5 separate regions of the Homo sapiens genome follow, and regions 1, 2, 3 and 4 are each linked to region 5. Evidence: chromatin loops called from intact Hi-C (ENCODE). Cell type or tissue: endothelial cell of umbilical vein. All regions are shown on one strand.

What was found. Peaks named below come from ENCODE experiments on the same cell type or tissue, not always from the same donor. Only the 100,000 strongest peaks of a DNase experiment are listed, where the experiment ranks them.
Region 1: a loop joins it to region 5, with 9 times the contacts of the local background. A loop is called at or near these places in 6 of 110 quality-filtered maps.
Region 2: a loop joins it to region 5, with 10 times the contacts of the local background. A loop is called at or near these places in 21 of 110 quality-filtered maps.
Region 3: a loop joins it to region 5, with 7 times the contacts of the local background. A loop is called at or near these places in 8 of 110 quality-filtered maps.
Region 4: a loop joins it to region 5, with 3 times the contacts of the local background. A loop is called at or near these places in 20 of 110 quality-filtered maps.

Annotation. Positions count from the first base shown.
Region 1 is chr4:145,231,271-145,236,270 of GRCh38, reverse strand. No RefSeq gene overlaps it. Among named protein-coding and RNA genes, the nearest start is that of OTUD4, 53 kb to the right of the region's middle. RefSeq lists a silencer at 1,905-2,004. In endothelial cell of umbilical vein, a CTCF peak has its summit at 1,989 (motif pointing left); DNase peaks (open chromatin) are centred at 1,950 and 3,750.
Region 2 is chr4:145,555,490-145,560,489 of GRCh38, reverse strand. SMAD1 (SMAD family member 1) reads right to left here. Exons shown (of 7, transcript NM_005900.3): 7 at 1,314-2,699. The coding sequence ends at 2,556. Among named protein-coding and RNA genes, the nearest start is that of SMAD1-AS1, 41 kb to the right of the region's middle. In endothelial cell of umbilical vein, a CTCF peak has its summit at 2,651 (motif pointing right); a DNase peak (open chromatin) is centred at 2,649.
Region 3 is chr4:145,214,842-145,219,841 of GRCh38, reverse strand. No RefSeq gene overlaps it. Among named protein-coding and RNA genes, the nearest start is that of OTUD4, 37 kb to the right of the region's middle. RefSeq lists an enhancer at 1,240-1,329. In endothelial cell of umbilical vein, a CTCF peak has its summit at 3,110; a DNase peak (open chromatin) is centred at 3,091.
Region 4 is chr4:145,542,939-145,547,938 of GRCh38, reverse strand. SMAD1 (SMAD family member 1) reads right to left here. Exons shown (of 7, transcript NM_005900.3): 5 at 1,015-1,236. Among named protein-coding and RNA genes, the nearest start is that of SMAD1-AS1, 28 kb to the right of the region's middle. In endothelial cell of umbilical vein, no CTCF peak of the experiment used is centred here; DNase peaks (open chromatin) are centred at 1,128, 1,918 and 2,628; H3K27ac peaks cover 3,540 bases.
Region 5 is chr4:145,152,882-145,157,881 of GRCh38, reverse strand. It overlaps OTUD4 (OTU deubiquitinase 4), which reads left to right. Exons shown (of 21, transcript NM_001366057.1): 8 at 1,886-1,946; 9 at 2,196-2,313; 10 at 2,407-2,471. Among named protein-coding and RNA genes, the nearest start is that of OTUD4, 25 kb to the left of the region's middle. In endothelial cell of umbilical vein, a CTCF peak has its summit at 3,100 (motif pointing left); DNase peaks (open chromatin) are centred at 2,221, 3,101, 4,191 and 4,431; H3K27ac peaks cover 3,054 bases.

The sequences.
Region 1 (5,000 bases), 78 kb before region 5:
ATATATTGATGTTATGGCAGAAACTACTAGGTACTTACCAAATATTCTTTTTCCTCTTCCCCCTTAGAACTTCACATTTAGGCAGGGAGCAGTGGCTCACACCTGTAATCGCAACACTTTGGGATGCCGAGGTGGGAGGATCACGAGATCAAGAGATTGAGACCATCCTGGCCAACATGGTGAAACCCCATCTCAACTAAAAATACAAAAATCAGCTGGATGTGGTGGTGCGTGCCTGTAGTCCCAGACTTGAGAATATAAGCCACGTGCTAAGATGATGGAACAGAAAGTCAGAAGCAGCCTGAGTTTCTGATGACCTTGTGAATATGCCATATCAGCTGTGGATGGCCTCCTTCTGACTCCTAATATGGAAGAGAATGAACTATTTTGTGTCAAAGCTGCTGTAATTGGATCTTTGTTATCAGCAGTTGAGCAAAATTTCTTAGGGAACAGATGATATTTAAAGTCATGGAACTGGATGAGATCACTTGGGAAGTGAATGGAGGTAGAGGAGAGTAGAGGACCATGCCAGAGCCTATGGAATTCTAGCATGCTAATGTTCAGGAAGAGGAAGAGGATACAGAAAGAGATCAGCCATGAAGGATCAACTAAGTAACAGGACAACCAGCCTCTGTGGTGTCTTGGAAGCAAGTGAAGAAAATGTTTGCCAAATGCTGCCCATAGGCCAAATTAGAGGAGAACTGAGAAGCGGCCATTGGATTTAGCAACATGGAGGTCACTGGTTACCCTGACGAGAGCAAGTTCAGGGGCAGGTGGGGAAAAGCCTGATTTGAATAAGAAGAAGACAGAAAGTATAAGCAACTTTTTCAAGTAATTTTTGCTGCAGAGGAGGGCAGAGACACAGGGCAGTAGCTGGAGAAGTAGGCTCAAAAGAAGTTGTATTGGCTGGGCATGGTGGCTCACACCTGTAATCCAGCAGTTTGAGAGGCCGAGGTGGACAGATCACTTGAGGTCAAGAGTTCGAGACCAGGTCAACATGGCAAAACCTTGTCTTTGCTAAAAATACAAAAATTAGCTGGGCATGATGGCACGCACCTGTAGTCCCAGCTGCTTAGGAGGCTAAGGCAGGAGAATTGCTTGAACCCAGGAGGCAAAGATTGCAGTGAGCCAAGGTCACACCACTACACTCTAGTCTGGGCAACAGAGTGACACTCTGTCTCAAAAAAAAAAAAAAAAAAAAGAGTCATATTTGTTTAAGATTAGAAAAACAATAGTATATTTGATGCTTGTAGGAATGATCTAATTTAATAATGCACAAATGAGAAGGTAGAATTGGTGGTGTGATATCTTTGTTTAAGTCAAGTTGCTCCCTGAGTTTCACTCAAATAATCACTTTATTATGTTTCCATAACTACCACATAGCTAACTTTTCCTGGTTCTTTTTCATTTGTGTAATTTTTTTAAAAATCAATGCAATGAGTTAAAATGGCATAAATATAGAAAAGAATTTTAAAGAGAATGCTTGATTCTAAAAAACAATTAAATATATTCTAATTTAATCTTATTTATATTACATCATTTAGATTCTAAGTGCTTCAAATACTTAGATTCTAAGTGCTTCAAATTTCTAAGTGCTTCAAATATCTCCAATTTATTAGGAGAAAGTATAGATTGAAGAAAAAAAGAACAAAAAAGTACAGTAATTTTGTTTTTTATACATTTGTATCTAAGGATAAGAACTTTAATCTACAATGTATGAGGCATGATGTGGGGGTTATCTTTCCTGTCCATCCAGGAATTTATAACAAAAACAAATACATACGATTTTAAAATAACATTACTTGCTTCAAAAAGTGTTTAAAGTGTTAGTCAATATTAAATCAGGACAGACATGAATACAATGTGAATGTTGAGCCTTAGTGTTTATAATGTTCTATAGAAACTGGAACTGTATAAAGACCAGAGGGTGGATTCTTTAACATGATACCTATAGGCTCTCCAGGAAGGAACTATGGTGACCCCTGCTGGGAGGATGAAGCTCTCCATATAGGGCCAGGCTTAGAGTAAATGAGAAGGTCACAAATTAGAAAACTTAAGAACATGAGGATTTAACATGAGGAAGGAAAAAGAATACCAGAAAAAGTGATCATGCATGAACAGGCTGAAGTAGCTGGTCTTCAGTAAAAATCAGAGCAAGGGCAGGATGAAGAGTCATAGCATGAAAAGAAAGAACTGTAACAGACGATACACAGGATGTGTAAATTAAAATGGAGCTTTGGGTTCCAGACCCCTTTTAAAGGGGATCTTTGAATGCTGTAAGTGTTCCCAAACCCCACATAGGTCAAAACTCCCTGCTAGGAGAAGGCAATATTCTCTCAGATGTGCAAGTGGTCAATCTTCATACACAAAAACTCTTGAGAGATTCATCACAATTTCAGAGAAACATTGGGATTTTAAAAAAAGTCTGGAGAGAGAGGAGGAAATGGCAAAGGGAAAGATGAGTTTTTTCCAGGGGCCGTCAGTGTCCCTTTGCACCACAGTTTAGAAATTGCTGCTCCAAGTTATTTTAATTATTTCCTGTCTCACTTCAGACAATTATACTTAATAGATGAAGGTAAAAGTGAAGAGATAGATTAGTATCAGAAGATTAAAGCCTTATTGATAGATGAAGTTGTTAGCCCTTGGTTTATAAGCCAGAGAACTAATGGATGACTTCTAGAGGATCCACAAACCTGGGGAAAAATATACTTTTTTTGTACGTCTTCCCCAATATTTAAAACTATATTTTGGGGAGAAAAACTTTTTGTATAACATTTTATGAAAGCATTGTTTCATAATAAATAAGTAAAAAGCAGTATGCAAAATTACAGTTTGGTACATTATTGGTGTCATTGGCCTGTTATAATATTTACCAGGCCATTCTTTGACATGAATTGAAAATGAAACATGATTATGAACATCTGTTTATACCTTAATATCAGTTTAGGCTAGGATATATCACCAAAAAAAAAGAATCCCTCTTTTTTTTTTTTGAGACCGAGTCTCGCTCTGTCGCCCAGGCTGGAGTGCAGTGGCGCAATCTCAGCTCACTGCACCCGCCTCCAGGTTCAAGCGATTCTCCTGCCTCAGGCTCCCCAGTAGCTGGGACTACAGGCGCCCACCACCACGCCTGGATAATTTTTTTTTATTTTTAGTAGAGATGGGGTTTCACCGTGTTAGTTAGGATGGTCTCAATCTCCTGACCTCATGATCACCCGCCTTGGCCTCTCAAAGTGCTGGGATTACAGGCATGAGCTACCGTGCCCAGCAAAAATCTCGCTTTTTTTTTTTTTTTTTTTTTTTTTTTCTTGAGACGGAGCCTCACTCTGTCGCCCAGGTTGGAGTGCAGTGGCACAATCTCGGCTCACTGCAAGCTCCGCCTTCCGGGTTCACGCCATTCTTCTGCCTCAGCCTCCCAAGTAGCTGGGACTACAGGCGCCTGCCACCATGCCCGGCTAATTTTTTGTATTTTTAGTAGAGACGGGGTTTCACCGTGTTAGCCAGGATGGTCTCGATCTCCTTACCTCGTGATCCGTCTGCCTCGGCCTCCCAAAGTGCTGGGATTACAGGCGTGAGTCACCGCGCCTGGCCAAGAATCTCTCTTTATCTCTGTCTGCCCCCTTGGATTTTGCTTGCATTGTTGAACATATTACCTATGGAAGCAGGAACCGAACAAAGCTGAAGTGATCCCTTACATCCTGAAAATACACTGCACAGTCTGCCTCTTTTGCCTTAGTAAAAGGGTCAATTGGAAAGCATTAAAAACTTGGATTTTCTCCAACACAAAGATGTATTGTCTTGAGTCATCCTGCAAGATCGCTTGCTGCACGACTAAATAAAAGACCTTGCTGAAGCAAAATGTCCTGGAAATGGTTATTCTGATTTGTAATTTGAAGGAAAATTTAAAAAGTAAAACAATGCTTCTGTCAAATCTTCTCATCCATTCCAGAATCACTAAAATCTATTCCAATATTTTGAAGCAGATCATGAAGGAATCGCTATTTCTCTTCATCGTGAAAGTATTGACATCTGTTGGCAGAGCCAGGTCCAGTTCCCATGTTATCTGCACAAGAACAGCATCAAATGAGGATTTCTATTTTGGGAGCACTTTTAGAAAGTTCAAAGGCCTCCTATGGTGTTGAAATTGTAAAAACTTTATTGGCCAAACAAAATTTCCACTCAAAGAAACATTGATACTATGCATGCTTGGAGAACTAGCAATGAGATTCATTCCATTCTAGATTGTCTTGCATTAGTGTCAAAGGTAAATCCCAAATAAAATTTTGCTTGCAACCACAAAGTCATCAACCTATTTAGCTTCAGAGCCTTGCATTTCTGTCTTTTCAAGAAGTTTTCTTAGAAAAGCAGATTATGAAGTTTTCTTTTGCTATATGGAAATTCATCAGCTGTCTGGAAGTTAAGTCTAATAGAACTTAATTGAACTTGGGGTAAGTAACTCTTTGATAACTTCTACTTAGTCTTAAGATTGCAGATTAAACAATGTTTTCTTATTGGTTAAGTCTCCATTATTTTTTCTCACAGAACAATATACCTTTTCTCCACAGCAACTTTACATGTGTGTTTATGACTATTTGATTAATATCTGTCTTCCCCATTAGACTGAAGGCTCAATGAGGCCAGGCACTGATTCTATTTTAGCTGATCATTGTATCTCTGGCACACAGCACAATGCTGAGCACATAGTGGGTGCTCAGTAAATACTTAGAAATATATGAATGAATGAACAGAAGAACGAACAGCAAGGAAGAGATTTTTTCATAGTCTTCCAGATATATGTGGCCATTTGAACAACTAAAAAATGCAGATGCCCCTATTATAAGGTTTTATCTGAATTAAGCTAATTCCTATAATAATCCTATCAAATAGGTACTGTTTTACTCACTGATGAAGAAACAGGCAAGTCACTTGCTTAAATTACCATGGTTAGCAAGGGGGTGGAGCAAAGCTTTTAACCTTGGTAGTCTAAATTTGGAGCCCAT
Region 2 (5,000 bases), 400 kb before region 5:
CTGATGACAATGGTCTTCCTAAGATTTCACCAAAAATACATAGAGTTGCACTTAACCATGAGGGACCTACTTATGCACCATGTTGCAAACTCCACAGGTCCCCAACCAGGAGATTTCAATTTACTGGATGATCCTGGTGTTTTATCTGATAGAACTTCAAGCTGGCTACCAGCATTGCTACACCCAACTAACAACTTGCCTAACTGTCCCACCAGGCAACCATGGGAACTCAAAATTGGCTTTTCACTAGGAAAAGGATGAGGAATCCTAGCCTGCATTATCTCTTTACTTCACTGTTAAGCTTAATAATTTTAATATCAACTTTTATTATATCTCACCAGTCACTATTATCTAGATTGACTGAGCTTGAAATGACTTAGGTAAGTGGAAAATAGAGCGTATGGGAGAGTTCAAGTGATCCCCATACTTGCATGGCAGATGCATTTTTAAGGCATCTTCACCTCAATTTTGTGACAAGGCACAACTATATTATTTCCACTTGACAAATGAAGAAACAGAGATTCACAGAAGTTAAGTGACCCAGCAAAGATGTGCATGAATTTGTGTTATAATGTAGGACCTCTGTCTGGGGCGTTCTCTAATTATATCATGATGTTTTTTGGACACAAAAAGCAGCAGTAGAAATTTTTCCTTGGTCATAGTTTAGGGAATAAATGTATTTTGGGGGTGAAAAAGCAAGGCATTCTTTTCTTTAAAACTAGGTTTAAAAAGGGATGGTCCTTAAATTTCAGGTCTCATAAACACACTCCAGGAAAGACACATAAAAATGTAAAGGAGAAAGAATAGCATCTATTGGGCCAAGAAATAATCTAAGTGTCCTTCAATCTGTGTCCCTCATTGGTAAACTTTTTTGTGGGGGAATGGGTAGTGTTGGGATCATCCCAGCCTTAAGTAGACTGCAAAGGTAGTCATCTTCTCCTGCTGCAGTGTGAGTTCTCATCCCTCCCCCTTTATTACCTCCTCCCACAGTCACGCTTGTATCTTCATCTGAAGTTTAGAAATTGCTGCTTTGGTTGACTGCATGGTACTAACCAAAAAGTGCTGCTGCTGTAATTTCTAAAATTAAAAAGTTTATACACTTAGATTTTGGTAGTTTTTCTCAATTTTTCAAGGTGTACATGTCCTTTGTTTTGATTTAAATTGGCTCCGGTCTCTTCATGCTGCTGTGTTCGAGTCTCTGTATTAGTAATTTCATTCATGTTTGGTGGAGGATATTTGAGAAAAAAATTCTCAGAAGAGTAGCAAACTTTACTGATCCTAAAATCTAGTAGGTGAATAAAGGAAATGACAAATTTTTAATCAAAGTAAGCAATAATGACAGGTTTATTGAAAATTTCCAGTAGAGAAAACCCACTAGTTTTGGAATAAAAGTACTCAATGTACGAGAGCATAAGTGAATACAAAAGATTAACAGAAGGAAAATAAAACCAAACATAGTACAAAAAAATTTAAAAAGTTTGAAATGAATTCAAACTGGGATGTTCTTTAAATCCTCCAAATATTTAACAGAGTTACTAAGTTTGGCAAAAAATTCACTTGAAAATTAAAGCCTATTTCTGTACTGTAAACTCCGTAAAAACTGCTTATTAAATTCAAGCACTCCATATAACTGGTATTGAAACATGTAGGCAATTTCAGAATAGCAGGAATTATTCATTTGCTCTCACAGTTACATGAATTAACCAGCTGCAGAACTGCTTTTTGAAGAGTATGAGAAAAAAGAATGCCGAGAGAGAAAAAAATGATAAAAATCTCTAAAAAATGGAAACACAGCAAAATTCAGGTATCAGTTTGTTTCTTTAAAGCAACAAACTGAATTTTTACAGTATAGTCTACATTTGCAGTTGTCATTTCCCTCTTCCCCCCACCCACCTCAAATACTCCTAAATTCACTAGTCTAATCAATTCTTAACTTCCAAATACTCTGTACATACATATTTAGCAAAAAGCATATGCCTAGCATTATTCTGACAGCAAGTATGGTCAGCATACAATTTTAGAAAGATTATTATGTATATCATCAAGATTAACCTTTACTTAAACGAACAAAACCATCGCTAAACAAATAGTTTTAAAATATTATGAAAACCCATGAAAAGAAGACTCAACATGGGCTCTAAACCTGATAAAACACGTTTCAGAACAACTATTAATGCTAAACTTCTGCCCAACGATGACCTTAAAGTGCCAAACACCAAAGAATCTCTTAGGACCGTTTTCTAATAGACAATTTGTCCCTGGCTTGGCCATCTCTCCTTTAACTGTACACAAAGTCCTGCTAAAAGTCTGAATTTTAGTTGATTTTACAATAGAATGTTACAATGTAAACTAAACAGGTTCTTGATATCAACAGTATGTTACCAAGGTGTGTGTGTTTTTTTTTTTTTTTGTTTAAATTTCTGAATCCAACAGTTGGTCACAGAGGTCAAGTATTATCAAGGCTCCTTTGTCAGTTCTCAATCGTGTCTGACTCATCCATCCTTCAAGTACATGCAAGGCTCAATAGTTTTCCAGAGGCAGATGCCTGGGGCCATTTAAGATACAGATGAAATAGGATTATGAGGTGAACCCATTTGAGTAAGAACTTTATCCAGCCACTGGAGGGGGCCGTGCAGATGTATCTCAATCCAGCAGGGGGTGCTAGTAACATCCTGGCGGTGGTATTCTGCTCCCCAGCCCTAGGAAAAACATACTGGAGGTCATTTAACTTGTTTAACTCAGTGGTTAAACTTATTAAGTAAGAAGAGTTCACATAACCAAAGACTCTGATTAAAGCTATGCATCTTTCCTCCCTGACCCCCCCGCCCCTGGGGAGAAAAAAACACACATGCACAAACGCACGCATAATTTCGCAGGCAATTTCAAGGGATGGATGTTAGCTCCCCAGGGTCCATCCATGGATTCCAATAAGAATTGCTGGTCTTGAGGAATGAAGGTTTTAAAATACATTATAAAGTTATCTTAATAAAGACACTTTAAAACTTTTAATTGCCCATTACTGATAGTAATGTAATAGCTATTATTAAATTCTCATTTTATCATCAAGAAAATAAAACAAAAAAGCTATGCTAGACAGAATGACATTCAATTTCTTCCCTATTCAGCCACTGAAGGTCCCCCTATCAACACACAGCTCTTGATCTTTCAATCTCTGAGCAAAACGGGCAGGAGTACATTCAAGTATCCAAAAAGCTATTATTGACACCTAGCCATTGCCATGAATCAATACATTCTATCATTCATTTGTACAAGAAGGTAGCTTGGCAGAATTAGTGCATTAAGACAATACAGTTCCATAGAATAAAGTCACTATGAAAAAGAGAAAAGTAACTGCTACTGCAAAGATCAAAAACTCATTGGTGAGGGTGGACAATGAATGTGAAGTTCTGATTAATCCTTTAATCACTGTTTCATGAGGAATATCAGAGAAGGTTGGGTTCTATTTATTTCTGCTATCTATCTACTCCCGTAGTTTTAAGAAATACATCTGGGGCCAGGCGCGGTGGCTCACACCTGTAATCCCAGCACTTTGGGAGGCCGAGATGGACAGATCACCTGAGGTCGGGAGTTCGAAACCAGCCTGGCCAAAATGGTGAAACCCCGTCTCTACTAAAACGAGGTGTGGTGGTGTATCCCTGTAATCCCTGCTACTTGGGAGGCTCAGGCATGAGAATCACTTGAATCCAGGAGGCGGAAGTTGTTGTGAGTCAAGATCACGCCACTGCACTCTGGCGTCGGTGACAGAGAGAGACTCTGTCTCAGGCAGGTGATCACTTGGGGTCAGGAGTTTGAGATCAGCCTGGACAACATGGCAAAACTCTGTCTCTACTAAAAATATAGAAATTAGCTGGGTGCGGTGGCCACACGCCTGTAATCCCAGCATGCTTGGGAGGCTGAGGCAGGAGAATTGCTTGAAGCTGGGAGGCAGAGGTTGCAGTGAGCCGAGATCACACCATTGCACTCCAGCCTGGGCGACAGAGCGAGACTGTCTTAAGAAAAAAGAAAAAAAAGAAGAAAAAAGAAAATATATCTGAACATCAGAACTTGTATGAACTACATCTATGTAGATATATATATATCTACATAGATGTATGTACACTCATGCATTTGTAAATATAAACAAACTCCTAAAATTAATTTACAGGCTTATGTGCAGGTTTCCTCCATCAGATAGCAAGATCTTTGAAGGCAGGAATTTATCTTTACCTCCAATATACAGCATAATGACAGAAAGCAGAAGCTCTATAAATATGTGTTCAGCTGAGCTGACTTGGAATTTTCAGACATAGAATTTAAAGTACAAATAATTTATAAAATGTGTTTTATGTTAATATCCAAAAATGATCATTTTAAAAACAGCACAAGATTGGCTATTGTTAGTAAAATGTTCTAATTTCTTTAAAATGTTGAATGGGAGAGGACAAAGTATGCAGTCCTTATAATAAAGAACAGTTTTGTAAAAACAGTGTGCAAATTTTTTGTTGCTAACATATGATAAACAACTTTTCTTTAACATTCAGCAGGATTTTTAAATAATATTTACCTTCAGCTCTCCAAATCCAACTTCCAGGCTAAGTTCATTATATCTTGTATAACTCTCCATTCTAGTGCTTATCAGATTATAATTAAAGATATACTAGGGCATAAGGATCTTGATGATAAGAGACTTTAGGTGCTTTTTCATCTTTGTATTACTTCTCTGAAATAGTGCTAAAATATCTGCTGAATGAATGAAATCTAATAAATTTTGAATGCATAACTTTGCATTATAAATACCTTTTATTAGTGTAAAGGTTGTTTTTACTTGTGTAAAAGTAAATTATTAAAACTCTACAAAAGTAAAATAATTAAAATTGATTGGGTAAACAATAAGAAATGAGTTTGAGCAGAAAGCTAATTGGAACATTAAAGTAATAAATTCTCTTAGAGTGGTCCTTCAATAACAGACTCACTGAGGGACCTCAGTAATAATTACCACA
Region 3 (5,000 bases), 62 kb before region 5:
AGGGTTTTCATGAAGAGTAAATGTGGTAATTCATATAATACACTCAACAAATGTTAGTTCCCGCTTGTTCTTCATAAGCATATTTTTCTAGTCCAGTAAATAATCTTCTATATAAATCATAGAATGACAAGTGGGATAGTTTCTGGGAACCTTAGAGGGTCTGATGAGGCCTCCCTGGGAATCTTAGAGGGTCCGACGAGGCCTCAAATTTGAGATAGGTGGCATAAGGGCCCACACATTCAAAGAGAGAAATTAGACACATTCCTTTCAAGGTAGCCACACTGGTCCAGCAACCAGTGCCCACCAAAAGCCTAGCAATTCATTTGATAGCAGATTTCTTTCATGGAATCTGAAGGGTAGAGAATCACTGCAGATACACAGACCCAAGGTACAACCAGATCACAATGCAGTGTACAGTAAGAGTTCTTACAGAAACGTGACACGTGTCCCCTGAAATTTGGGAGCACAGAAGCTGGTGCCTGGATGAGCCTGAACACAGGAGGATGTCTTGAGCTGCCAGCAACATCAGGGCCAGCATGCAAAACAGCAGAGGGCCCACAGTCTTACATAGCTGTAAATATTCTGAGTTCCAATTGAACTAGTAACTTCTCATAGCAAAATAGGAATTGCTTTCATGAACCAAAGACAAACATATATATATACCTACAAAATGGAAAAGGAGTTTAAGGTTTTATTATACTTTTCATATTGATGAAACATTGTTTATGTAATTCAAACATATATGGATAAAAATATGTTAAACATGTTACTGCTATCAAACCATGAATCCTTAAGTGGCTGTAGCTGGAGGCAGAAATATTTGAATATGTTATTCAATTCTTTGGAATAAAATTGTGCTCATTTCAGCAGCATATATACTAAACACTGGAATAAAATTATATTTGAAGGTGGGGTACTTACTTCCCTTTATTATAAATAGTATTTGTTCTGTATACAAGTATAGGTAAATAAAACCACAGAGAGTAATATCATTGAACTAATAAACTATTAGTTTAGTTGAATCACATACTTTCTATGATCAAAAGCTATTATCTTTTCCCAAAACAGTTAAATACTTCTAGTGCCTTGGGATAGACTGTTACATAAATCAGCCAAAGATAGCCTCTGTATATTAGCCTCAAAGTTGGTTGTTTCTCCACTGCAGGCTGAGACCCATTAGCTCAAAAGCCCACTGACACCAAACTTAAATTTTTACACATCCAGTTATTTTAAAAATAGCCTGACCAAGAAAAGTTTAGCTGCTTAGAGCCTGTCTGCTTTGCATACCCCGCAAAATCTCACCCAGCAGCTGTTACCTATTCATAAGACAGGGCCGTGTAGTTATAAGGCCTCAAGCCAAGCTGGGCTCTCTGACCCAGAGACTCTATGTAAGCTTCCTCTCCAATCTCTCTCTCCCTTGTCCTCCTCCCTCACCAGTAAGGCTGTGAGGGACTTCTCCTCTCATGCAACCCTGGCCAAGCACCAACAAACTTGTCACTGCCTCTCTTGTGGACATCCTGTTCCTTGATCAGCCCCATATCCCTCGACCCCCTACATAGACTAATTACAAATTCAGTGAAAAATTATAAGATGCTGCTGATTATGGTTAAGATATAACTATAGAAAAGAAAAAATTTGTGAACTGCATCTAAAATTCATTAATTGTAATCTGAGACTATTAAGAAAAGTTGTGAAATTTTATATGGATTCAAAAGATGTCAATCTGGGATAGGCAAAGAAATATGTCTCAAACTTAAAAAAATTCTTCCTATTTCCACATGCATTCAATAGGAATGGACCATCATCTTGATTCTCTCATTTACTAGTTGTGGGAATTTAAACAAGTTTTTCTTTTTGAAGAAAACTCTCTCTGAACTTCCAGTTCTGTTCCAATAAAATGGAATTAGTCGTGCTTATTTGCAATGTTATTGTGGGTTACTGTGAATATTATTTGAGATAACAAGTGTAAGTCACCTGCCACATAATGGGTTTTCAAAGTTCGTTAGCTCTCTACCCTAGACATGATAACAACACGTTTTCTTGAAAAGAAAAACTATCACTAACATATATAGGAAGTATTTCATTGATCTTTACAAACAGTATTTTCAGGAGTAATTTATTAAAGAAAAAGCTAACATTCAAAAGGCAGAGATGGCTCAAGTCACTCGCCTGTGAATAAGGCTATTCTTACTGTTCCCTGTCCTTGCCTTAAAAGAAGTTTTTATAAAACAAGTGAGTTGAAGAGTTTCCTTCCTGCTTTCAGCACTACTGTGGTTTCATTTGGAAGACAATGTGGTCTAGTGGGAAGACAGAACAAGGATCTTGGAGCCAGCTGATTCCAACACAGTGTAGAGGAGGCTAGCCACAAAGTCACCAACCTGAGACCCCAGGCAAATCCCTTGACCCCCCAAGCCCCAGTCAAACCCATGACAACCAAGTAAAATGTGCTAAAATCTGACTCTCTTTTCCTGAAAGGAAGGCATCTTTTAAAGGAACCAAAGTGCCTTGAGAATTTTTTTAATAGTGTCTTTCAGAAACATGAATTCTGAATGAAGTAGCAAAAAAGTGATAATATGAATGATAATATGTATGATTCCAAATACCGGAATCCATACAGATGGCAATTTCTCCACATCCTTTATTGCTAAATATTTGGCTTAAGCTTCCATTATGCCAACCATGGTAAATGCTGATGTCTGAAGTGTTGATTCAGAAAAATAGGTATAAGGGATTTCTTACATACATGAAAGAACTCCCTTTCAATCCAAACTTTTACAAAATTTGGGCCAAACAATAGTCTCCATTTTGCTTAGAACCTCACATTGAACTTCAGAACATTTTTAAGATTTTTGTTCTAAAAGTATCTAATCCAAGGCAAAGAACTGGAGAATATTTGTTGTAGAAAAAAAAAGGAAGACATCATTTAGTCAACATGTAGTTGCATAATGAAAGAGGTCTCAGGATGCCTAGCTTCTATATTAATTTATATTTCATTCTAGACCTCAAATAACATTTGGATCAGCTTTTAAATCCATCAAGCTGTCAAAACATACATACACACATCCAATAAGCAAAAATCTCTGTAACACATGCCCAAGGATCTAATGCCACCTAAAGGCAACTGTAGCTAATTGCAAAAACAAAACAAAACAAAAAAAGGATATATGACAAGATATTAAAACTTTTCTCCCTGGATATAAACATAAATGATATGTTCTTAGCTTAATACATTCCTATGTTGCTTACAGACAATACCTACTAAAGTGAGTGACAAATTTAGCATAATCAATTTTAAAATACAAATAGCTACTCAGGGGCAAAATCTGTGTGTTTGTGTGTGTATGTGTTCAGTATTACAATAAATCAAATAAATACAATTAAAACTAGGGTAGAGTCTTTTTAAAATTCAATGCTGAATAGCCAAAAGGTGAAAGCAACCCCAGTCTCCATTGAAAGATGAATGGAAAAACAAAATGTGCTATATACATACAATGAAATATTATTCAACCCTAAAAAGGAAGGAAATTCTGACAGATGCCATAACGTGGATAAACCTTGAAGGCAATTAATTAAATAAACCCATCACAAAAGGAGAGATGTGATTCCACCCATATGAGGTACCTAGAGTAGTTAAATTCATACAGACAGAAAGTAGAAGGGTGTTGCCTGTGGTCGTGGGGAGAAGAGAAAGTTAGTGTTTCATGTGGACAGAGTTTCAGTTTAGGAAGAGGAAAAAGTTCTGGAGATGCATGGTGATGATGGTTGCACAACAATGTGAATACACTTAATGTCACAGAACTGTACACTTAAAAATGGCTAAAATGGTAAACATTATGTTACCATATGTTTATGGTATATTTTACCACAATAAAAAAATTCAGTGCTGATATGAGAAGGATGAGATGCACTAACATATTGCTAATAGAAGTAAAAAGTGATGCAACCTTTCTGCAAAATGTGACAATTATGGAGCAAGAAAATTTTAAATGCTTATATCATTTGATTAATTAATTCTATACCTAGGACTCTAGCCAAAATATATATATAACAGAGATACATTCAAAGAATTATGTCCTAGGATGATCATCAAAGTCTTATTTATAACAGAAAAAAATAGGCCGGGTGTGGTGGCTCCCGCCTGTAATCCCAGCACTTTGGGAGGTAGAGATGGGTGGATCATGAGGTTAGGAGTTCAAGACCAGCCTGGCCAAGATGGTGGAACCCCATCTCTACTTAAAATACAAAAAAAAAAAAAAATTAGCAAGGTGTGGTGGCGGGTGCCTGTAATCCCAGCTACTCAGGAGGCTGAGACAGGAGAATTGCTTGAACCCGGGAGGCAGAGATTGCAGTGAGCCAAGATCGTGCCATTGCACTCCAGCCTGGAGGACAGAGCGAGACTCTGCCTCAAAAAAAAAAAAAAAACAGAAAAATAGAAAACAATCTACAAATTTTGTAACAGGAGACTATAAAACTAAATTGTAGAAAAGCCATATGGAATTGTTACAATTACAACCATATTTATAAAGAATAGTTAATGACATGCAGCATTAAATGGAAAAAGGAGATTTTTGTGTATTTTATCAATATTCTCTAAGTATTTCTCATGGCTAATTGGAATAAGTGTGTACATATATTTAACAATTTGTAACGTGAGGAAAGAGTTGAATTAACTTGCTCTTTGAAATATATCAGGAGGTTATTTTACTAAACTAAAGCCTCAGAACAACCCATGATCACATTATACTAATAGCCAAAACTATATTCTGTTTTAATTTAATGAGAAATCTGTTGAGAATGTTTAAGAATTTTTAAGGGTTATATTGAGATATAATTATCTTTTATTTTACAAAAAAAAATTGAATTTATTCAAAATTCACATCATATCTACCACTGTAAGAATCCATTGTGAGTGGAAATGTAATAGGCCCTTAACAGATTAAATACAATTTATTTAAAACCATCAACTCTCTCCAGCTACGCTTAGACTTCATTTGAACTTA
Region 4 (5,000 bases), 390 kb before region 5:
TGCTACTGGGTATGTATGCTTCTGGGCCCTTTCAGCAGGCAGATCAGAAACTATACGCAAGTAAAAACGCATATACATACCCATGCATACACACATACGTAATACATGAGAACATAAACATGCATACATACATACACATATGTATTACTAAAATCAGAATTTTGCACTGATACTTCTATTCTCCTTCACAGGGTTTACTTTTTGCTCCCCTCCGCATTTATATGTCTGTTTTCCACAGTGGAAACCCAAGCTCCCAACAATATCCACACATTTAGTCATTTGCTTCATCTTTACATATGAAAGTTTCAGAATGGTTTCACTCATACTGCTATGAAATAATCAAGTTTACTAAAAAGAGTTCGGGATTTATTTGAAATCCTACCCCTACTCTATCTACTCCACTCAGCCTAGGCTGAGGATATATAGTCACTTACTATATTCATAACTTACTAGGCTTGTTTTTTGGTCTTTATTTTTTCTTATTATAAATATATCCATGCCTGATTTTTTGTTCTTTTGAAGGTGCTGTCTTATATGGACAGTTGTTCAATTTGGTGTCCCTGTGGGGGTACAATCACTGCAGGGTTCTATCGTGCCACCTTGCACGATGTTTGTGCTAAAATCTAGTTCTTTCTTTTCTATTTACTGAGTTATGGTATTCATTTGAAATACAATTAAGCAATTAACTGTAATTTGCTTTTAATTTTAGGTTGTGATTCATTTTATAACAGCCAATTTATTCTGCAGCAAAATATCATACAGAATAGTGTCTTAAAATGGCAAATCATAATTTCAACTAATTAATTTCAATATTATGAGTTGATCGACCACAAAAATCACTGACTGCAAGAGCTTCCAGATAGCAGAAACTGGAAAAATATTTACAAACTGCAGCAAGTGAACATTACCTGGTCTTTGCTACAACAGTTTGTTACAGGAATGATTTTAAGTCAGCTCTGGAGGAACAGGGACACAACAGATAAACATCTGAAAGAGGTTAAAGCAAAAACTCACCTTTTCCAATATGCCGCCTGGTGTTTTCAATAGTGGAATTCCGGTTAACATTGGAGAGCAGCCCAAGGCAGAAACGGTTCTTATTGTTGGAAGGATCAGTGAAACCATCCACCAACACACTTGTGGAGGAGGCATGGAACGCTTCACCCACACGATTGTTGAGCTCATAGTAGACAATAGAGCACCAGTGTTTTGGTTCCTCATAAGCAACCGCCTGAACATCTAGAGGAAAGAAAATGTTATATCAACCAAGGTTAGTGCCTCAGGCTCTCAAAAACTGAAACCGTGTTGTTGAATTGGCTCAGGATCATGGAATGAAGACACTGGAAAAGCAATTGCTATTATAATGTATACAGTTTTTCTATGATGTTTAAAGCAGGTACTTCTTAATATGACACTCTCCTTATTCTCCTAATTGGAGAAAATTGGAGAACAATTTTCTCCAATTACTATCAGATAACCAAAACACCAGCTAAGGAAGCACAGCAAAAACTTTTGCTGAATATTAACAATATGCTAATTGCTCTGTAATATGCAGAAATGGAAATCACCCCTACCACAGACTTTGGCTCACCATCTAAAGAAACACAAGTGACAAGTGAAAAAATAAGTGGGAAGAGAACAATAGAAGACTGAAAATATGCCAAAGGTACTGGCATAAAAATGAATTACTTTTGGCAAAGACTAAGTATGCCTATGCTTATTCAAAGCCATGAAAATCAGTTTCTAATTATTGATAAGAAGTTACTTTACCTCATATTAAGTTGCCAATAACTATCACAGCTACAGTGTTGCTCCAGTTCTCAAACTCAGGAAGAAATCTTGCCAGCTGGCCATTCTTACAGAATGAATCATATCTTTCTCATCCAGATTTCATGCTAACTTCCTTATATTTGCTTTAAGTCATGCAGAGCAGGTGTGTTTTGTCTCTCCATTCCCAGAATGGGCCAACAATGGAAATTACCCAACTTTACTGACAGGATGCAGCTTGTTAAGTCAAATCTCTTAAGACTAACAAATCTCCAAACAGAACATGGTTCTAAACATTTGCAACTAAAAGGTTTTAAAGATGAATTCCTTCTGTAGTAAAACCTCTTGTACCACTCCTTTAGAGATTCCAGGAATACAAACCATATATTTCCAGCATACCAATATATAATGATCTGAGGTTTATGAAGTCTTGGGTGTACAATAATAAAAGGAGGAAAAGAAAGAAAGTCCACATCAGAAGCCCAGACTACAACTGCTAAGGGAGAAGCACCTCTGTGTTCTTAACATCAAATTCCACAAATACTAAAATGCACTTTACTTTAGAATTTGGTAAAAAACAAAACAACAATAACAAACACACACACACACACACACAAAAAAAAAACAAGGAAAATACTCATGAAAAAACCCACACATAAGTTAGTCGCTTTACATATGTAAGTAGTTAGCTAAAAACATACACTATCTTCCCTGCTTGCTAAGCAACTCTACCACATCAATTTGCTATAATTCAAAGAGCAAAACTTTAGTGATTTACAAGTGCCAAATCTTAAAGCAGACTGCAACATTATTAGCAGAAGGCTTTTATCAGCTATCAGGATACTTCAAAATACTATTCATCTAGGTCAGAGGTTGATGAATTTTTTCTGTGAAAGGCCAGCAAGATTTTATGGGCTGTATAATCTTTATCACAACTATCCAATTCTGCCCTTGTAACACAGAAGCAGTCATAGACAATATGTAATGAATGAATACAGCTGTGGTCCAATAATGCTTTATTTACAAAAACAGATAGCAGGCTGAATTGGCCTGTGGGCTGTAGTTTGTTCACCCCTGCTCTAGGAAAATCACCAAAGGTTAAAAACAAGTTAAAAAAAAAGCGGGGGGAAGAAAAAAAATGGCCAACATTCCTTCCTCGTGAAAATATTAACTGACTATAAACTATAAAGGAAAAAAAAATTAAAGCTATTTAAATGAAAAAAATCTTAAAGCAATTTAAAGATCTGTTTCCTGAAATCAGACATTTTGGGTTTAGTAATAATAGTTACTGGGTCCACATGCTCCTAATAGTGTGGTACTGTGCCTATTCTCTCCTGGTATCCTGGTCCCCAAATATAAATTCCACAGATGTGTGAGATAGGGGTTATTTCCCCCAACCAGAGTGTTCATTGACTCAGAATTATGTTTGATAAGATGTTCAAGAGATAATCAGGAACCATAAAATACAGAGGCAATAAAAAAGATTTAAAAAATCATAATGATTAAAGTGGTGTACATTCCAATTTATGACACTGCACATCCAAGAAAGGTCCTTTGAGTTTATCACCAATTTTTTTTTTCTTTTTTTTTTTTGAGACTGAGTTTTGCTCTTGTTGCCCAGGCTGGAGTGCAATGGTGTGATCTCAGTTCACTGCAACCTCTGCCTCCTGGGTTCAAGTGATTCTCCTGCCTCAGCCTCCCAAGTAGCTCGGACAACAGGGGCCCGCCACCACACCCAGCTAATTTTTGCATCTGCAGTAGAGACAGGGTTTCACCATGTTAGGCAGGCTGGTCTTGAACTCCTGACCTCAGGTGATCCACCTGCCTCGGCCTCCCAAAGTGCTAGGGATTACAGGCGTGAGCCACCGCGCCCAGCCTTCATCACCAGTTTTTAAATCGATGTTTAAAGCAGTTTTAGGTTCACAGCAAAACTGAGTATAAGACAGAGTGATTTTCCATATGCCCCCCACCCCCACACCTTCCTAGCCTCCCTCATTATTAATATCCCCCACCAGAGTGGCACATTTGTTTTAACTGATGAACCGACATTCATCCTACAGACCTACAACCAAAGTCTACGGTTTGCGTCAGGGTTCACTTATGGTGTACATCCTATGGGTTTGGATAAATGTATAATGACATGCAGTTACCACTGTATAATGTGTCATAGAGACAAAATCAATTTTAAGTACTTAAAAATATAAGCAACTCCTATTTTAATAAGTATCTCCTATTTTAATAAAAAAGCACTAAAATGAAACAAGACATACCTAGTAACCAAACTGTACTTTAACTTCAATTTGCATAAACATTATATAAATTGCATGACCCATGCCATGTGTTGAGTGCAGCAGCAAAGCACTTTCTTTCATGAGAGGTTATTTAGGAGCAGTTTTATTTGCCAGGGTGGCTGTGGATTCTAACAGATTTCTCAGAGAGTCTACCGAACTTATTTACCTGAGTTCTCTGCTCACTTAAGTCTATCCTACTTGCCTATGTAGAGCTGGAAGAATGATGGCATCCTCCACTCGGTCACTGCTAAGGATATATACAGCGCTGGAATCAAAGACCCACCCTTTACTAAAGGGGGAAAGAAATTTTTCATTTCTGCTTGCAAGTTCTTCAGGCTGAGAAGGGGAAAAACTTGTGCCTCAATTCCTTTTAGTAACAAAGTTAGAAACAAATAGCAAGAAATTCTATTAGTTTGTTCCAGTTGTAGTTGCACATACATAAGAGCTGAAAAACAGACGGGGTTTATGTGTATCTATCCTAATTACAGAAGAAAGCCTTTGGACAGCCCAGTTATACCAACTTCCAACTTTGGAAATCACCAGTGAAAACTCTACTTCAGTACTGTTATACTTATTGTTTCTAAATACCATTTTGTTCATTTAAAAATACTCTTTTTGGCTGGGTACAGTGGCTCACGCCTGTAATCCCAGCACTTTGGGAGGCCAAGGTGGGCGGATCACCTGAGGTCAGGAATTCGTGACCAGCCTGGCCAACATGGTGAAACCCTGTCTCTACTAAAAATACAAAAATTAGTCGGGCGTGATGGTGTGCACCTGTAATCCCAGCTACTCAGGAGGCTGAGGCAGGAGAATCACTTGAACCTGGGAGGTGGAGGTTGCAGTGAACCAAGATCGTGCTCCAGCCTGGGTGACCAGAGCAAAACTCCGTCTCAAAAAAAAACAAAAAAAAAATTTTCATCATCAGTTAAAAATTATTAAGTATTA
Region 5 (5,000 bases):
TATGGCAGTTGGCAGGTGAAGTATAGAGTAGGGGCTAGTAAGCTGGAGAAGTTTACCAGAGAAGGTAGAGCAGGTGTGTAAGAAGATGTGTTCACTATTGTGTTTTTCTTTTTATACTGCACTGTTGTTGTCCTTGGAATGTGGATTACCTTTCTATTGCATTATTAAAATTTCTTTTTTTTTTTTTTTTTTTTTTTGAGACGGAGTTTTGCTCTTGTTGCCCAGGCTGGAGTGCAATCGTGTGATCTTGGCTCACTGCAACCTCCGCCTCGCGGGTTCAAGCGATTTTCCTGCCTCAGCCTCCCGAGTAGCTAGGATTACAGGCATGTGCCACCACGCCTGGCTAATTTTGTATTTTTAGTAGAGATGGGGTTTATATTGGTCAGGCTGGTCTCGAACTCCTGAACTCAGGCGATCCACCCGCCTCGGCCTCCCAAAGTGTTGGGATTACAGGCGTGAGCCTCTGCGGCCTTTTTTGTAAGACCATCAGATCTTGTGAGAACTCACTATCATGAGAACAGCATGGGGGAAACCACCCACATGATTCAATTATCTCCACCTGGTCTTGCCCTTGATACTTGGGGAGTATTACAATTCAAGATGAGATTTTGGGTGGGGACACAAGGCTAAACTATATCAGCCTACATCTCAACACTCATTTTTTGCCTACTTATTTTTTTTTCTTTATAGCAGTTATCAGCATTTAACATACTTATTACTTATTTAGTTTTTATCTGTTGTCACCAGATTGTACATTTCATGTAGGCGGAGTTTTTGTTCTCTTAAATGCTAGACCCTAGCACCTAATAATACAGTCATCCCTTGGTGTTTACCAGGAGATTTGGGACTCTTGAGTATACCACAATCTGCACATATTCAAGTCCTACCACGGGCCCTGTGAATCTGTTTATATGAAAAGCTGGCCCTCTGTATACTTGGGTGTCACATCCCGAGAATACTGTATTTTTGATCTGCTTTTGGTTGAAACAAAAAACCTGTGTGTAAGTGGACCTGCACAGTTCAAACCTATGTTGTTCAAGGGTCAGCTGTGTACACTGCATGGCACATAGTAGACAATCAAGTTATTTATTGAGTATATGAATGTGTAGGTGTGTATGTGACAGTGAATTTAAAGGGCTAATGATGGTGCTTTCATTGTGCTGAACATTATTTGACGTAGAGTATTTTTTTTTTTTTTGAGACGGAGTTTCGCTCTTGCTGCCCAGGCTGGAGTGCAGTGGTGTGATCACAGCTCACTGCAACCTCCGCCTCCCGGGTTCAAGCGATTCTCCTGCCTCAGCCTCCCGAGTAGCTAGGATTACAGCCATGTGCCACTACGCCCAGCTAATTTTGTATTTTTAGTAGAGATGGGGTTTCTCCATGTTGGTCAGGCTGGTCTTGAACTCTCAAACTCAGGTGATCTGCCTGCCTGTGCCTCCCAAAGTCCTGGGATTACAGGCGTGAGCCACCATGGCCGGCTGATGTAGAGTATTTTTAATAAAAGGGTTGTCGAATCTGCCTATGGATACTTTTGTTGTAAATGGATTGTGTTTTTAAACGGGGCCTCATGTGTATATTAAAAGGAAGTTTTTACATTCTTTTGTAAATTCAATTATTCTACCCACCCAAATTTCACAGTTTATGTTTTCTTATTACTGAGCCAGTTAGAATTACTGTTGTCTTTGACTTCTGTCTTATATACACACATTTACATACATATACCCTTTTATATATAGATATACTTGTACCAAAACTTGTATGAGCTCACTGGAATATAGCTCTTTTTGGAGCATAGTTCTGACTTTGAAGACGTTTAGATGAGGTTAGAAGGTAATTACGTGCAAATACCTTTTTCTGCCCCAATTATGGTTATCTTTCTTTGTAGGAGTAAGACTGCTGCTGCTGCTGCTGATGTGAATGGATTTAAACCTTTGTCAGGCAATGAGGTATTTTTTTTAAAAGTGGTTTTAAATGTAGTTCTTTAATATAAGAAAGCATGTACATTAAAATCTTAATTTTTTTCTTTTTTCTGGTACATTTCAGTCAAGTCAGGATCATCTACTCAGAAATTGATTTGGTGGCTTCCTAATTTTTTGAAGTTTCTTTTCTTCATTTGACTTTAGTTTTACGTGTATCTCAAACAAAAATGTTTTAAAAGCACTTATGTGTTGATTGGACTTCCTGACTTTGTTTAGCAGCTGAAGAACAATGGGAACTCTACTAGCCTGCCTTTGTCTAGAAAGGTTCTTAAGTCACTCAATCCTGCAGTCTATAGAAATGTGGAATATGAAATTTGGCTGAAGTCTAAACAAGGTGAGTTAAAAATCTGCATTTTCCATAAATTTGCTTTGTAGCACTTGAAAATAAGTCAACTTTATATTATACTGACCTTTTTTTTTTTAACAGCTCAGCAAAAACGTGATTATTCCATTGCTGCTGGCTTACAATATGAAGTTGGAGACAAATGTCAAGTAAGTGACTTATGTAAAAGAAGAAGAGATTTTACTTGAAACTTTGCTTTTTCTAATACAAACAGAGAAAACAGCTGAGGTGTGAATGTGTTGTTAATTTGGGATTTCAGAATATATTTATCATGTATATACATTTTAATAGTTTACAAGTATTTAGCTTTTTGACTCATTTGAATACGTTGCTAAAATTGTATGTATCTAAAACCGTGGCATCCCATCACATGATCTTTAAAAACAATTCAGCCTTTGGTATTACTTGGTTCAAAGAAGTAATGATAACATTTCAGATATTGAGGTATTTTTGTTAAAATGGACTGAAATTGATTCAAAATTGACTTTATAGGTCATTTAGTTTTGTTTATGAAAATCATCTTGGGAGATGTTGATACGTACACAATATTTACTGTTGGACTGAGGAAAGAAAGTGAGCCACAGAGGAGTTTTTGCCAATTAATTTGAATAAGCAGCTGCCCTGGATTTGAGTAGCTGATTGTTAAAGGAAAAAGTTGGATTAAAATCAGTGTTTCTTAAACTAGTGGTTAACCCTCACTCTGCCCCCCGCCCCCCACCACCACCATTGAACATTCAGCAGTGTCTGGAGACATTTTTTATTCTCACAACTGGGAGGGTGCTACTGACATCTAGTGGGTAGAGGCCAAAGCTGTGGCCAAACATTCTACAATGGACAGGACAGCCTCCCTCATCTCCCTCTAACAAAAAATACCTAGTCCAAAGTGTCAGTAATGCTTAGGCAGAAGAAACCCTAGGTAAGATAATTTACAAGGTCTCTTTTCTTGTTTTTTGTTCTTCATTTGTGGAAAAATACTGCTATTTCAAAAACAAAAACAAAACCCCCACATACACAAAAAATGTTATATGGAAGTTAATTCTCATCAGAAATTATTTCCATCAAAAAGTGTTGCCTTTTAAAAAAACTACTTTAAAACAGCCACTGGCAAACATTTCTTTTTGACTTATGGAGGAAACACTCATTTACTTTATGATAAATTGGTTTATGTGAAGTCATCTGATTAGCCAGGATTTTATTTTAAGAACCTTCAATAGTTCTGGTTCTGGGGTATTTAAAGGTGAGGGAGAAGAGAACATGATTCATTCAGGTACTGCCTTATGGGATTGTCATAAATCTGCTCTAATTGTAGAAGGGAATTGTGGAAGTTTTTACTACATTGATTGGGAAAACTTGAAAGAGAACAAATGAGATTAAATCCAGGGTTTAAAGGTCTCTCTCCCCACCCTTCTCAAAAGAGAAGATGGCTTATGCTGTATCACTAAAGTCGTGTTACTTATTTTAAGTCAAGCATATTTCCTTTGAGGTTGAAACTGCTTTTGGTAAAGTAGGTGCTTTTGATAAAGTAGATGGTAAAGCACATGCTTTCATTTTTTTCCTATTGAGAGTATTTTATTTCTATCTGTACTACTTGACCATTCTTTTGGATAACATCTCATTAAAATTTTAAGAAACTGAGATGACTCTAAGGTGATTTGTTTACTCAAGTGTGTAAGATGTAGTTTAAACTTTTGATAACTAAGTTCAGAAAAGAATTTTTTTATTGTGAAACTTTTGAAGGAAAAATGTCTTTATTGTCATTGATGAAGAATGAAATACCAGCTTGAGGACTTTGATTTACTGCTAAAAGTGGGAGGTTGCTTAAAGCATTGTCCTGTATGTTGTACTTGGCAGGTGCACAATTTCAGTGTGGGCAGTTTATAGGAAGAAAACTTAGGCTTATTTACTCTTTTATCATGGATTTACAACTGCGTAATATTAATTGTATGCTAGAGAACAGTTAATGGATCTATTTTTAGGGATAAAAATCACAGTTGCACATTTTTAATATAGGAAAAATGGGAAGATAATAATTGTAATAATAGTTGCTCTCACTTGTAGAGTGGTTGCTGTGTGCAAGTTGGTATTCTTTATGTGTATCCTGTGCACCCTCATTCCATCTCCATGAGTTCTGTGACGTAGGTACTATTATTAGCTCCATTTTGCATTATGAGGAAACTGAAGGGAGAGAAAAATAACTTGCCCAAGGTCATATTGCTGGCAAGTGGAAGAGCCAGACCTGGAAGCCTGGGGTATGTGGGGCCACAGCCCTGCCTTCAGAACCAGGACCTGCTGCCTGTTTTGTTTAGAGCCTTAACATATTGTGCTCCTACTTTTTGAACAATTTAGAAAATAAGTGTTAGAAAAAAATTTAGAAGGACAAAGAAGAAAAGGTTTTCTTTCTTTTAGGTAGGAGATATGGAGGTCTGGGAGGTTAAGGAGATGGATTTGATTGTAGACCTATTTGAACTTATTTTGTTTTTACTGATAAACTTTATTTTCTGTTTAATTAAAGACTAAATTTTAAAAGCTGGGTGTGGTGGCTCACGCCTGTAATCCCAGCACTTCGGGAGGCCTAGGCGGGTGGATCACTTGAGGTCAGGAGTTTGAGACCAGGCTGGCCAACACGGTGAAACCCTGTCTCTACTAAAAATACAAAAAAAAGAAAAAAAAAAAAAGCC